Linked DNA regions of Homo sapiens: regions 2 and 3 are each linked to region 1. The links are chromatin contacts, found by Hi-C or POLR2A ChIA-PET in ENCODE. All regions are on one chromosome and are shown on one strand. Each heading gives the region's core, a stretch centred on a gene start or an enhancer-like site at or near the end of the contact. The rest is flanking DNA. Distances are from core to core; before and after follow the strand shown. Region 1 overlaps LOC105373454 (a long non-coding RNA gene). Region 2 overlaps LOC105373456 (a long non-coding RNA gene). Region 3 overlaps LOC105373456 (a long non-coding RNA gene).

Evidence for each region. A loop is a pair of places that touch in the nucleus more often than their neighbours do. ChIA-PET counts read pairs that join two places held with the same protein, here RNA polymerase II (POLR2A). Pooled maps may share reads with other maps.
Region 2: a loop to region 1 is called in a map of HepG2, with 3 times the contacts of the local background. The contact joins two enhancer-like sites. A Hi-C loop is called at or near these places in 7 of 168 maps with a recorded cell type or tissue (Calu3, HepG2, OCI-LY7 and 4 more), 2 of 37 single-sample maps with no recorded cell type and 13 of 50 pooled maps.
Region 3: a map of Calu3 shows a loop between it and region 1 (2.2-fold over the local background). The contact joins two enhancer-like sites. A Hi-C loop is called at or near these places in 3 of 168 maps with a recorded cell type or tissue (Calu3, HepG2 and heart left ventricle), 1 of 37 single-sample maps with no recorded cell type and 6 of 50 pooled maps. POLR2A ChIA-PET finds 5 or more read pairs at or near these places in 1 of 52 experiments (activated CD4-positive, alpha-beta T cell).

Annotation. Positions count from the first base shown.
Region 1 is chr2:18,518,176-18,522,781 of GRCh38, forward strand. It overlaps LOC105373454 (a long non-coding RNA gene), which reads left to right. Exons shown (of 8, transcript XR_001739302.1): 8 at 3,167-4,606. Among named protein-coding and RNA genes, the nearest start is that of RDH14, 40 kb to the right of the region's middle. Within about 2 kb of position 2,521, at least 6 of the 41 ENCODE cell types and tissues checked have a DNase peak (open chromatin) inside an H3K27ac peak, as active enhancers do.
Region 2 is chr2:18,888,076-18,892,681 of GRCh38, forward strand. All of the region lies in intron 4 of LOC105373456 (a long non-coding RNA gene), which reads left to right. Among named protein-coding and RNA genes, the nearest start is that of LINC01376, 140 kb to the right of the region's middle. Within about 2 kb of position 2,045, at least 2 of the 41 ENCODE cell types and tissues checked have a DNase peak (open chromatin) inside an H3K27ac peak, as active enhancers do.
Region 3 is chr2:18,822,467-18,827,072 of GRCh38, forward strand. All of the region lies in intron 4 of LOC105373456 (a long non-coding RNA gene), which reads left to right. Among named protein-coding and RNA genes, the nearest start is that of LINC01376, 200 kb to the right of the region's middle. Within about 2 kb of position 2,030, at least 3 of the 41 ENCODE cell types and tissues checked have a DNase peak (open chromatin) inside an H3K27ac peak, as active enhancers do.

The DNA of each region.
Region 1 (4,606 bases), core at 1,271-3,770:
ATGGCAAAGGGGTGAATCAGATGTGGTCCCTGCCCTTTGAAACTAACTTGCTTTTCAAGAGGCTGTAACTGAGGAACACTCTCTATGGGCAGCTCTTTGGTAGCACAGAGTTCCCCAGGAAGCACTATATAACATCTCCCATCCCTGCTCCATCATGACTCATACGAAAAACTTCTAGGCTGAATTCTGTCAGGAAAAAAAAAAAGAAAAGAAAAGGAAAATGATAAGTAAATACATTTGACAATAAATTTGAGATCATAAACCTTGGGATTCTTTTTATAATACCACGCACTTCAAAATCAGGCAGTATTTTTCATTTGACGTGGTTTTAAAGGTAGCTCAAAGAAAACACAGGATTAACCGTAAGTAGTGGGATAGTAAGCGTGAGCCAAGCTTCCAAATAAACACATCAGAGACTTGGGCTAAAAAAAGACAGAACACAAATAACCTCCTCTTGATGTGCCTACAGTTTCATTTAACTGTTCCCAGGTCATGAACTAATTTACCAAAAAGAGGTTAACTCCAGTGCAACCAAATGGCATTTCAGGAAGCAGGTTTTGTGCATATCGCCTGTGGAAGCCGGGCCACTTGAACCCCGCCTGTGAAATGCCTCTCGGATGAGCACTTTTTAAAACTCTTTAGTGTATTCTTTTTCAGTGAATGGGTAATGCGTTAGGACATTGGAGAATACAGGCCTTAAGAAACATGAGCTTGGCTTCTTCCCAAGTATTGATGTCTCCAAACCAAAGAATTAGCCTAAATAAATTTGTTTTGAGTGACTGTGTGACCTCGAACAGCCTACTTTCCCTTGGTCAGCTAGATGTGTTTCCTACAAACTGAAGAGCTTAGATGAGCTGCTCTTTCAAGTCCCTTCCAGGACACAGAGGCCCTTCCCAAGAACTCAACACAGGAAAGCTGGCCTCTGCCCCCAGAAGCTTCCAGGCGAAGGAGAACAGTCAAGGAGCCAAAGTCCTAGGTGCTCCGCTGGAGGGTGACTTCCACTCACACCAATCTTCCAAAACCTAGGGACTTGGGACCGAGCAGCGGCATTATATCATTTCCAGGCAAAGCCCAAGTTCTGTCTTCCGTACCCACGGTCTCTTTTCGCATTTTGCGCAACATCATTTGCTGCTTCATCTGACCTAACTCGGTGGGTTTCTTGATTTTAATGTGTGTAGAAATTACTTATTGGAGAATTTTATTAAACATGCACATTCTTAAGCCTGGCGTCCAGTGATCCTCTTTTGGGAGGCCTGGGCAAGGGCCACGACGTAGGCACGCTTCACAGGCACCCAAAAGGTTCCCACGCAGCAGTGACCCATGAAACATGCTTTGAGGAACACTCATCTGATGGTTCTGGAGTGGGGTTGGTCTCCCTCACAGACTCAGGCTCCTGGGAGCCAGGGACTCATTTGACATTGCAGTGAAACAGAGAACATGGAAAGGGACATGCCATGTAGTCAATCCAAATTGGATGAGTAAGTGAATCAATGAATGACTAAGGCACATGCAATAGGGAAGGTCATTGTCACCATGAACTGAAACTTTCCGGCAGTGTTGGAGAAGGTAAGGTGAGTGGGAGACGTGGTACAAGACAGGCTTCAAAGCTGGGTCTCTGATGGGTCACCAGAAACAGTAGGGTCCTTGTAAGGCAATGCTTCTTCTCTAGCAGACACATTTTTCCAGAGGGAGTCTGTCAGCCTCCATGATATTTTAAGCTGCATCCCTCAAAATGTCGTAAAGGAGGATTAAAGTATAAATGATTGTCAGTTCACTCCTGTCCTCCTGGTACTGCGCTGAGCATCTCAGGCTGTTTGGAAGACAGGGGCAGCAAGGGAGGGGAGGAGCAGGGGAGGGCCTTAAAATGTGACTGAACAGAGCCTGCAGAGAATGAGGAGCTCTGGTGTGTCTTGGGGGGCTAAAGCAGTTCACAGGCTGCTACTTTTTTTGTGACATAGCTTTTACGGGGGGAGAGCCAGAATATTAAGCTCATTGCTTCCAGATGGGAAGGTTGGACAAGACAGAGAGGCTTTGGCTCCGAAAGCTTGGACGCTGTGGTGCGATATGGATGTGACATATTGAAGTAATCGAGATAGAAGATCTGGCTTTAGCCAAGGCTGTCAGATAGATACTTTTTAAAACATTACATGGTTTGTAACAAGGTATTGTGTATCCTCACAGAAACTCTGCCGCCTAGGTCTCTGGGAAGGCAGTGGGGGGAAAAGTGTGCTTATTTTGCTTGAGTTACTAAAGCTCCTTTTATATATGAGGAATTTGGCATCTCCTGGCTGGGAACGGCTGAGCCAACAGTGTCCGATGCACTTGTAATGTAGATCATGCTAGTGACTTGCTAAGTGAGTCCAGGTGTTTGCATAAGAGGCAGGGTCCTAAGCACCTCCTTATTTGAGCCCCGAAGCAATCATGGCCCAGTGCTTCAAATGAGCCTCAAATCTGTTTAATAAATCATCCTTCTATTTATAGAGTTAATCCAGGGAGAAAGCCTCCGTGTTGTCTGGTGGGGCATGTGCCACCAGAGGGCGCCCGATGTCTGCCTCATTCCATCAGAGTGGCTCTTGCTATATCAGGGGTTTTGCCTCCCCTGCAAGCTCCTTTATCCAGTCCTTTCCTTCCTGAGCTTTCAGGCCCTGGATGGCATACCTATGGATCAAAGCCAGGTGGGGCAGGGAGAACCCCCAGACCCTTTCACGAGGGACCCTTTCTCCTCCAGTGTCTTCAGTGAGAACTTCCCTCTGGGCCAGCCTGCCCATGCACGCTGTGGAAAGGGAGAGAAGGCCCTGCCTCATTTGGAAATCCTGAGTTTGCAATGTGCTGGTTTACTTGCAATTCTCATGTTCAGAGAATGGGCCCCTTCCTTGGCTAACTTCACACCTGAGAACATGTCGGGGCATCCCTGCGGACCCAGTGTCTGCTTCACATTTCAAAGGCTGGGAACTGTTAAGCTTGTATTTTGATTAAAATTTTGTATTAGCGCCCCCCCCCTTCAATGTAATTTCAGGATATTTAATTTCAACCAATCATCTGAAGGAAAGTGGGGGGAGGAGGTATCTGATGTGAAACAGCACACGGGGAAAGCCAGCCAAGTTAGAAAATAGAGCAGCTCGGGGCTGTGTCGATGTGACAACTGAAGTCTCTTTTGTTCTCTCAGGCAGGGTCTGAAACCAAAGCCCCTCAAGGACAGGAGATCTACCTCTGGGCTTGGAATCAAGAGGACCAGTCGTTCCGGGAGGCCTCCCTGCTACCTTTGGGGCCTTTGGCAAGTCCCTGAAAGTTTCCAGGTTTCAGCCACCTATTTGGGCTCTGGGGAGAGGAATGCCTACCATTTGCCTCTGGCTCTGGGATTTTAAAAGGAAAAGCAGCAGAGTCTTTGGAAAAACCAATCTCTGAAGACCCAGGGTGAACATTAGTTACAACACCCTAGCTTCGAGGTGATGTAAACTTCAGGTACGGAGGTTACGCTCAGAGGAATAAAGGAGCATTCGTCAAACATGAGCTCCCCTCGATTGTGGTCTAGGGTGGAGACCAGTTATTCAAGTGTCTGTGGGCCCAGGCAGGTAATGAAAATGTAGTTATGGGGGAACGCCCGGCTCAGAACAGGCGTAGAGTAAATAGTTGTTGTTGACTGACTGAAGGAATAAAAGTGGGTCTGATATAAGACAATAGGGAATGGTACAAACCTTGTCAAACTGGAAGGTACATGACTTGAATTTGATGTTCAAACTATTGCTTTTTAAAACACTAGTTTAAACATCTTCTGGCCCTAGAGCTACCAATTTGTATCTCTGTATCCACTTTTATATATTTTAGGCCCATTTAAAAGACCAGGAAAGGAGGAAAATAAATCTAGCAGTATAGGACGTTCTTAATCTTGTCAGTTAACCCTAATTTTAACACCCCATCTCTGTTTGTCATTCTACTTAACCACTTTGGATTAAGCAAATTCAGTCACTTTGGAAATAGTACGTGTGGATGGTACCTTACAGGATGAAGGACCATAACAATATTCTCTAGCGCAGGCCTCTACCTCCACAGGGGGACAGACTGATGAGCCAGATCAACTCCTGCATCCTCTTCCTCAAGGAAAGCCCCCATCAATAAAACCACAAGGTTACAGTGGAGCCAGAGGGAGAGCTGGCCTGAGTTGAGACCTCCTCATGGAACTCATGGCTTCAGTTTCCTAAAATGGGGATTGTACTCCCCTAGCTCTCCTTGCTTCACAGAGCTGTTTGTGACAACTCATGAGTAATGTTATGTGAAAGGGCTTCACACACTGCAGTGTGCTGAATAAATGTAAAGAGTCCATGCTATCCAATTTGGAGACAGAAATTAGAGGACTCCTCCTCACACTAGTTAAGTACATCTCTTAAATTGCTTGGACTGTTGGCGTGGTTCTCGCCAGAGTTGAATATAATTCCTCTGTTGATGGGTCAGCCTTTATTTCCCCCAGTGCTGTTTCTTACTTGAGTTAATGAGTCCAAAGCTCATGTTTGCATGCTACCTCTGACCCTCACTAAGTGCTCACCTGCAGCTCTGCCCTGTCCTCAGAATGATGTGACCCTCAGGGCCAAACACTCCACAGGCTGCACTC
Region 2 (4,606 bases), core at 795-3,294, 370 kb after region 1:
AAAAATTAGCTAGGCATGGTGGCATGTGCCTGTCGTCCCAGCTACTTGGGAGGCTGAGGTGGGAGGATTGTTTGAGCCCGGAAGGTTGAGGCTGTAGTAAGCCATGATCACGCTACTACACTCCAGCCTGGGTGAGAGAGCATGATCTAAAAAAAAGTAACAAAATAGATAAAATAAAAAATAATAAAAACTGGAAGAAGCCTCCTAAGTAATGATGCTGTGGCCACGAGGAGCTGAGTACCATCATGTGTGGTGGCCCATTTACTAAGAGTGATACCAACTTCAGGGCCTTGACTCAAGGTCATGTCCTCCAACTCCTAAAAAATATTAGATGGAGATAAACATTATAGTGATGAGCTCTTCGAACTGTGTCTCTCACTCAAGGCAATTCTTATCCATTATCCTTTATTCAGGAACCACGTGTATAAGTTGAGTACAAATTATCAGGCTATAGTCATTTGAAAATGTTAGTCTACTTGTATGTCCCTTGAAGATGATCAGCCAAGTCGCAAGGTAAACGAGCAACACTCTAATAGTCTGGCCTTTTTTGTTTGTTTCTTTATGCATATTTATTGTTTTGATGTAATCTTTGTTGGTTATTTAGAGCAGATATGATCACCATACCCCAAGTATTCTGAAACACGTGAGTCTCTCCCATGGACATTTGTTCTATTTCATTGCATTGACTAGGGACTACCTAGGGACAGGGTTGAAGGTTGTGGTTATGTAAACTCAGATCCTTCATCATGTATATTCCATCTGAAGACAGCAATTAGACACATAACTAAAATACAAAGAAAGTACCTAATCACTAACTTGTAGAGTTATGTGGTTTAAATAAGAAAATTCCCTGGTAGGTAGAAAACTGCTAATATTAGCTGTTTTATTGATATTATTTTCTATCATCATCACCATCATCATCAGTGCAAGGAGGTAGTAACATAATTCTATGAATTGACAGAGGTGGAAGAATTTGATTTGCTGCTAGATTGATTCCATGGATATTGACAATGACCGCAAATATGGTCCTTGGATAAAGGATAGATAAAGGATAGGTCCTTGGAGAAAGGAAAATCATTAGTGGGCACACAGGGAGAACTGAAAGTGGAGAAGCAGGGATGTTTATTGCGCTGCTTTGTCAGGGTGCATTGTGGCAAAAAAAATCAAAACAAAACAAAACAAAAAACCTGTTTCAGTATTGGGGCCTATGCATTGACCTTTTGGTTCTGTCTTATTCTCTCTAATTAGCTCACTTCAACTTGGTGTGTTTTCTTTAGCATTGCATTTGGCATCAGCCTGGTCCCAGTATAACAATTTTGAGAGGATGAGAGACATGGATGGAAATAACCCCTCTAAAGTTACTATGACCTTCTCCCATAATGTATTGTAATGTGGTGGTAATGATAGGCACACTAGCTTCTGTACTTGAAGTTAAAAGAAAATTCAGTTCTGTTTTCTTTTCACCATCCACAAACTGTTATTTGTAATAACAGAGGGAAGAGTTTTCTATAGCTAGCCTGTCAGTGGTTCCAAACTGGAAATAACATCCAACCACTAACTGCTGTTTAATTTTTTTTTCTTTTTACTTTATTTCATGTGTAGCTATGTTTGCACAGCAGGGCGGCAAACATCTGAGGAAATGTCACTTGGAATAGCAAATAAGCTAGCAATGCCATTGTCTCTGCCTAAGGTTTTACCTTTGGTGTGTGTAGTTCTTATTTACTTTGGTGGGTTAATAGCCCCAGTTCACCAGAAAGACTTAATTTAAATAAAATGAAACCTGCGGGAAGATGAAAGGTGGCAAATGGCACTACTTGCCAAAATGTCAATTTCATGCTTGTGGTACTTTATTTCTCTAGAATGGGAAGCATTTCTAAGAGAAACCCATCACCAAGAGCATTGTTGGCTGCTGAATGACTGAGGGCAGAAGAAGGGAGTCCTGGTGAGAATTCAGCACAGGGCGGGGCCTGCAGAAGCCTAGATGCTCAGTGTATAATCTTTATATGTAACTAAACCCCAGACAGACTTCTTGTGTTTCTGAGGGATGCTCCTGTTTTCTCTCAGGGATTTCTATTTTGGGAGGTTGGCACAAAGAGACGTCAGTGGATGTTGGCAGAAACCATGTTTCTCTCCAGCTGCTCCAATGGAAATCAACATGTTACCGTGAGTCATATTTTTTCCTTTGCCAGTAGGGTTTTATACACCATCATCCCTACTCCAAGACATGCCTAGTGACCAGGAGCAGGAGGAATTCTTGGACCTCTGGGAGTTCATGGCCCTCTCCTTAAAGGAAGGGCCCAAACTCAAAGAAAAAGCTAGAGGTTAAGACAGAATCATACTACTTCCCTCCATAAAGTTGATAGTTTTCTCGTATCAGGGGCAGGATAGGGGCACAGATAATGGTATAGGGGTTCTTTTCTGGCACCTTGTGTCATATTATTTGCCCTTTTCCTCTCCAGCTAACTCCTTGTACCAGAGAGAAAAGCAAAGCATTTAAATTTATGAGTACTGATATAGTTCCAAGTCAGCATTTTAACTACTTTGCGTTTCAGTTTACACATCTGTAATACGTGAATAGTAACCACTTCCTCAGAATTGTTGAGAAGATGAAATTAGATAATTGAGTTTAGTGCATGTAAAATGTTCCCAGCAAAGTTCTGCTGGAGGTAAGCCTTTTTAGATCCAAGATTTTCAACCTAAGATTTACCTCCAGAAGTATTTTGCTGGGAAAATTTTACATGCACCAAACTCAACTGCTGTATTCATGATAGTAATATTTTTTCTTTTGTATAATACCTTTCTTCAAAGATACAACTAAGTATATAACAAAAATTCAACTCAGATATATTTCGTTACCCATCTTTCTTTATGCAAGCATGTACTTTCTTCCTATGATTTACTAGGCATAGGCATAGGCATAATGACATTTCAGAATTATGCTCGTTACCATGATGGCAACAAGGCTGGATGATGTAGCATTTAATCAGGCATAGTTCTGGCCTTTTAAACAGCTCACAGTCTGATAATATAATTTAATAAAACTATGTGTAATTCAAAATAAACTAGCCAGAGTAGGGTGGAGGGGAGTGGTGAAGTAGGATCAAATAGAGTTTTTGAAGGAGCTAGTCTTTTGGATGGGCCTTGAATTACTTGGGGGCAATACATGTAAATATGTAGATATAGGAAGGAGCATGGAGATTTTGGGGAGTAGGTAAGTGGCTGGATACACAGGGCATTTATTCTTTAGGTCTCTATTGAATTTTAGTGAGCATTCTCAATGAATGAGATCCATGAATTGAGACTCAATCAGAATTTTGAAATAGAAGGAATCAGTGAAAATGCCAAATCTCTAGTAGTCATTCTGAGTTACTTTACCAATCACCAGTGCTTGACTTAGACCAAAGGACACAGGTTAGCCTATGTCCCAGATAAGGAGGTTTTGCTAACCTTACGCAAGTTTATTAGATACGATTTAAGTGGGTAGACCTGGAGATCCACAGTACACATTTTAAACCATTTCACTGATATTCAGAAGGTGATTTAGACAGGTTTGAAAGAGTTATCAAAAGAAATCAGATCAATCCTGCCTATCCTAGAAGTACTTAGAAACCCGAAGAAAGGAGCTAAGATGACAGTTCTTTTCTGAAAAATGCAGAGAGAGGCTATGCATTCTTTGGTGATGTGCTCCAGAAAAATGTTAACAAAAGGATGGTTTTTACTCTTAAACCATCAACTGATTTTGGCCTGCAAAGCACCAGATGGCTTGCATTACTTGTAATGTGCTTTGGTGTGTCTCTGATGATAAATATGAAGGGTCCTTTAAGATATACAGAAATATTAAGCAACTAAACATGCTTTTTCCCCTCCCTTTGAAAATTTAAGGAGTTGAAAGAAACATAAAGGCCTTTTAAACACAGGAAAAGTTATGTATGGTTAGATCAATTTTGCTCCCACTACAATAAGCCAATGAGGACCTCTCCTTAGGGGAAAGAATAATTAAGTTTGAGCTCCAAAGGTCAGAACTCTAGCCTGGCATAAGAAAACAAAACCGAAATCACTTTTCACAATTCAGCCTCAGTTCTCGGTTTGTGCCTCAATGGTATCTCACAGTTTTGTTTGTTTTGTTTTGTTTTTCACCAAAAGTCATCATGTAGCAAGACAGGTTTTTGTTTTGTTTTGTTTTGTTTTTTTCTTGCTGTAAGCCAAGCATATTCTTATCACCAATTCTTCCCTTACTTATTCTGGGTGCAAAGCCTTTCATAGCCACTCTAGTTAATATTGATGTCTACTCCCTCTGACCTCCTAATTCCAAGTCTCCCCCATTACCCAACCACCCTACTTATGAGCTGAAACCCAATGCACAGAGCTTCTGGGGTGGGTGGTCTTTAAGTACAATCTAATCTCATAACCAGTGATATATGTGCCCTGTAAATACCTTATTTAATTGATGCTGTCTTCCCTTAACACGAAGCAGAGAGCCTGGTAAAAAGTGAGAGCCCTGCAATATTTTCTGTTTGGTCACTGTGGCCAATGGGCTACACTTAGAAACCACCGCTTTGTTCAACTGAACCAGATAGCATATGACAAAGAGTTTTCCAGCATACTC
Region 3 (4,606 bases), core at 780-3,279, 300 kb after region 1:
GTCCAAGTGTTCTCATTGTTCAATTCCAACCTATGAGTGAGAACATGAAGTGTTTGGTTTTTTGTCCTTGTGATAGTTTGCTGAGAATGATGGTTTCCAGCTTCATCCATGTCCCTACAAAGGACATGAACTCATCATTTTTTGTGGCTGCATAGTATTCCATGGTGTATATGTGCCACATTTTCTTAATCCAGTCTATCATTGATGGACATTTGGGTTGGTTCCAGGTCTTTGCTATTGTGAATAGTGCCACAATAAACATATGTGTGCATGTGTCTTTATAACAGCATGATTTATAATCCTTTGGGTGTATACCCAGTAATGGGATGGCTGGGTCAAATGGTATTTCTACTTCTAGATCCTTGAGGAATCACCACACTGTCTTCCACAATGGTTGAACTGGTTTACAGTCCCACCAACAGTGTAAAAGTGTTCCTATTTCTCCACATCTTCTCCAGCACCTGTTGTTTCCTGACTTTTTAATGATCACCATTCTAATTGGTGTGAGATGGTATCTCATTGTGGTTTTGATTTGCATTTCTCTGATGGCCAGTGATGATGAGCATTTTTTCATGTGTCTGTTGGCTGCATAAATGTCTTCTTTTGAGAAGTATCTGTTCATGTCCTTTGCCCACTTTTTGATGGGGTTGTTTGATTTTTTCTTGTAAATTTGTTTAAGTTCATTGTAGATTCTGGATATTAGCCCTTTGTCAGATGGGTAGATTGTAAAAATTTTCTCCCATTCTATAGGTTGCCTGTTCACTCTGTTGGTAGTTTCTTTTTGTTTATTCTCTGTGGAGTTACTAGCTCTGCACTGGACAAGGACCAAGGCTTTTCTGGGAAGAGGTCTGGGACCACCTCTGATTTCATGTTGGACCTGCATTTCTGCTTGTGCTGGGTCAGGTGTTTAAAAGATTAGTCATCAGAAAGGGCAGCAAGACAGCACCCCTTTCTTTGTTTCATTTTCCTTTTTCAGAAGATGGTATCTCATCCTGGATATATGGAAAGAGATGGGGAGGCAGTTTCTTTGGGCATGACAGTGGGAGAGAGCCATGCATTGAGCTGACTGCAAGACAAGCACCTGATTCTTTTCTGCCTGGAAAGCCCACTGTGCTCACCTACACCCCATGTATTTCCACTCCTCCTGCTCATACCGCTTGTCATGAGCTCATTCTTCTCAACTGCCATTGGTTTACGCTTTGGTCTCCCATAGGCTCTGTGTCCTTCATGCTCTTCCCCACTGGCCATGTCTCCTTGCCACACTGTAGCACACGTGATCCCATTCATCTGTGGTCTCTGTGCTGTAGGGACCACAGGACGCGCTGGAAGAGAATGAGCTTTGTTTCAGACAGAAACCGCAGCTCTCCTTCATCACATTTTGAATGTGGGGCTTTGGGCTAATTACTCTAACTCCCTGAGTGTTAGTTTCTTTCATAAGAAATGAGGATAGAAATATTTTCTTTGCAATATGGTTGTGAGAATGACATAAACCAAATATGATGATGTATGTAAGATATCTAGTATAGTATTGGTGCATGGCTGGCATCACATATGTGCCATTTTATATTATTTTAAGGTCTCAGTGTACTTGGACATTGTCTTTTAATTCATATTAGCTAGAATAGAGCTAAAACAGTAAAACATGGTGTGTATGAAATTTGAGGTCATCCAGCTTTGTGCTTTCTCATTGTGTGGCTTGAGGAAATTCCTTAAACTCTCCATCTTATTTTTAGCATCCAAAAATTAGCAGAATAATAAGTATTCTGTAGAGTTATGTGAAGGTTAAATGTGATATGTATTGAGGTAATTAACAAAGAGCGCCACCTAGTAAATCCTCAACAAATATTGGGGATTGCTCGTCAGAACAAGCTGAGTGAGATCAAGCCAGGAGTGACTGTTTGTGCAAGTGAGATTTGGCCTTCCCCTCTCCCTAGAGCTCACTTCTCCTATGTAAGATCAGGCGAGTGGGGAGGGGGGAGGCCTTTGGAGATGCCATGGGCCAAAGCTCAAGGAACTGTGAGGCCTGCTCCAGGCCACACAGGGAGCTAATGGCCAAACCTACTGAAGTCCTGGCTGTTTCACAGTTCCCTGGGGGCTGACCTCTCTGCCACCTCTCATTTCTGTACCTTTTGACCTACAGGAGTGCACAGCAAGGCCTTTGACAAATAAACAGTGGCCTAGATATTAAACTGCACCTGAAGCTGGTTATGCAGGTTCACTTAGCATTTGAACCAAGAGCGGAAACTCAGCTATACTCAGACTGCAGAGGGATTAACCCATTCTCAGACTCAGCCTGTGAATTATTGCCCACTGAGTAAATAGAAAAAGGGAGGGATGAACTAAATCTCATTCAAAGAAGCTCAAACGTGTGTAATTTTTAAAAACAAACCAAAAGTAAAAATAAAAAAAACAAAAAATAATCAGAAAGAAACAAAACAGATTTGGATATGGAAAACAATGCCAAGTCACCTTTCTGCTGCTGTCTCCCACATTAGAAAAGGAGAGAAGATGATGGATGATGGCAAAAAGGGTCCACCTCACTCCTCTGGCCTTGATTAGTTTCAGAAGGAACAAAGTATCATCTTCAAAATATGCTAGTTACTACTAAGCACCTGCTATATTTAGTGTGCTGTTTTTAGCTGAGCAGCCAGGGACAGGTGATGTGGCACTTGGAGAGAAGGAGAGAGGTCCTTGGGATATCTAGGGTGCCTGGCTGTCCCTGTGTGCCTGGGACTGAGGGGTTTCCCAGAACATGAGACTGCCAGTGTTAAAATCAGGCAGACGAAGGCAGTGGTTACCTTAACGATGTCATGAATACTTCATGAAATATGATGTTTCTAATTTTCTGAGATTGTTAGGCACTAACTAGATGGTAGTCAAAGTAAGATTCTGAGAGCCTAGAGTAATGCCACATTAGGGTGGATGACTAGAAAAGACTTATTGATAGGTGCCTGTATTTGGAACAGACAGGGGTCAGCATTAAGATGCTCTAGGACAGAGGAAAGCTTGAGCAAAACTGCAGAGAGAGGAAAGCACAAAGCATCCACAGGTACTTGGATTGCACATGTGGGCCTGTGCATGATGGCACACACGTGCACACACACACACACATATACACACACACTCTGACCATTCTCCGTTGTTGCCCATTTCAGCTAATGGCACAAGCATTCTTTCAGATCTCAGCCAAAAACCTCAGAATCATTCCCAAATCCTCTCTTTTTTGTCTTCCCCCACCCCACTCCACGTACAAATTAATCCATCTGGAATCTTTGCTAGTTCTCCCTCCAAACAGATCCAAGACATCATCTCTTCTGCCACAGCCCTAGACCTCAGCACTGCCATCCCTCACTTAGACAACTCTACCCTGGACTGTTCTCTCCCATGGCTGTTTTTCCAGCCCTCTGCCTATTCTACACCAGCGGCCCGGGCGCTCTCTGCAAAGCACAACCTGGTTATGCGCTTTCTACTTTACTGACTCCTGTTTAAAGCTCTCAAATAAGTTCTTTATCAGGAAAACAAAATCCAGACTCTTATCTTGTCCTGTTGAGGACTTGCACCATCTGGCCCCATCTGCGCCTCCAACTTTATTACTCTTTTCTCTTATGGTGTAACAAATGATCACAAACAGAGCAGTATGAAGCAACTGCCATTTATTAGCTCACAGCTCGGTATGTCAGAGGTACAGCACGGCATGGCTGGGTTCTCTCTAGGGCATGGCTATGGTTTGGGTCTGTGTCCCCACCCAAATCTCATGTTCACTTTTAATACCCCATGTTGGAGGTGAGACCCATTGGGAAGTGATTGGATCATGGGGCCATTTCTCATGAATGGTCGAACACCAACCCCTTTGGTGCTGTTCTCGTGATAATGAGTGAGATCGTGAGATCTCACTCATGGCACCTCTCGCCTCTTTTCTTCCTGCTACAGCCACGTGAGGTGCTTGCTCCCCCTTTGCCTTCTGCCATGATTAAAAGTTCCCTGAGGCTTCCCCAGAAGCCAAGCAGAAGCCATTATGCTTCCTGTACAGACAGCAAAACTGTGAGCCAATAAAACCTCTTTTCTTTACAAATTACCCGGTCTCAGGTATTTCCTTCTAGCAGTGCAAGAAGGGACTAATACAGGCATCATGAGCCTGAAATCCAGGTCTTGGTGGGACTGAGTTCTCTTCTGGAGCCTCTGGGGAAAAATCCACTTCCTATGCCATTCTTTTTTAAAAAATTAATTAATTTTTTTACTTTAAGTTCCAGGATACAGGCACAGAATGTGCAGGTTTTCTTGTGCCATGGTGGTTTATTGCACCTATTAACCTGTCTAGGTTTTAAGCCCCACATGCATTAGCTATTTGTCCTAATGCTCTCCCTCCTCCTGAACCCACCCCCAAACTGTTCCTGGTGTGTGATGTTCCCCTCCCTGTGTCCATGCATTCTCATCATTCAGCTCCCACTTATGAGTGAGAACATGTGGTGTTTTGTTTTCTGTTTCTCTGTTAGTTTGCTGAGGATGATGGCTTCTAGCTTCACCCATGTCCCTGCAAAGAACATAATCTCATTCCTTTTTATGGCTGCATAGTATTCGATGGTGTATGTGTACCACATTTTCTTTA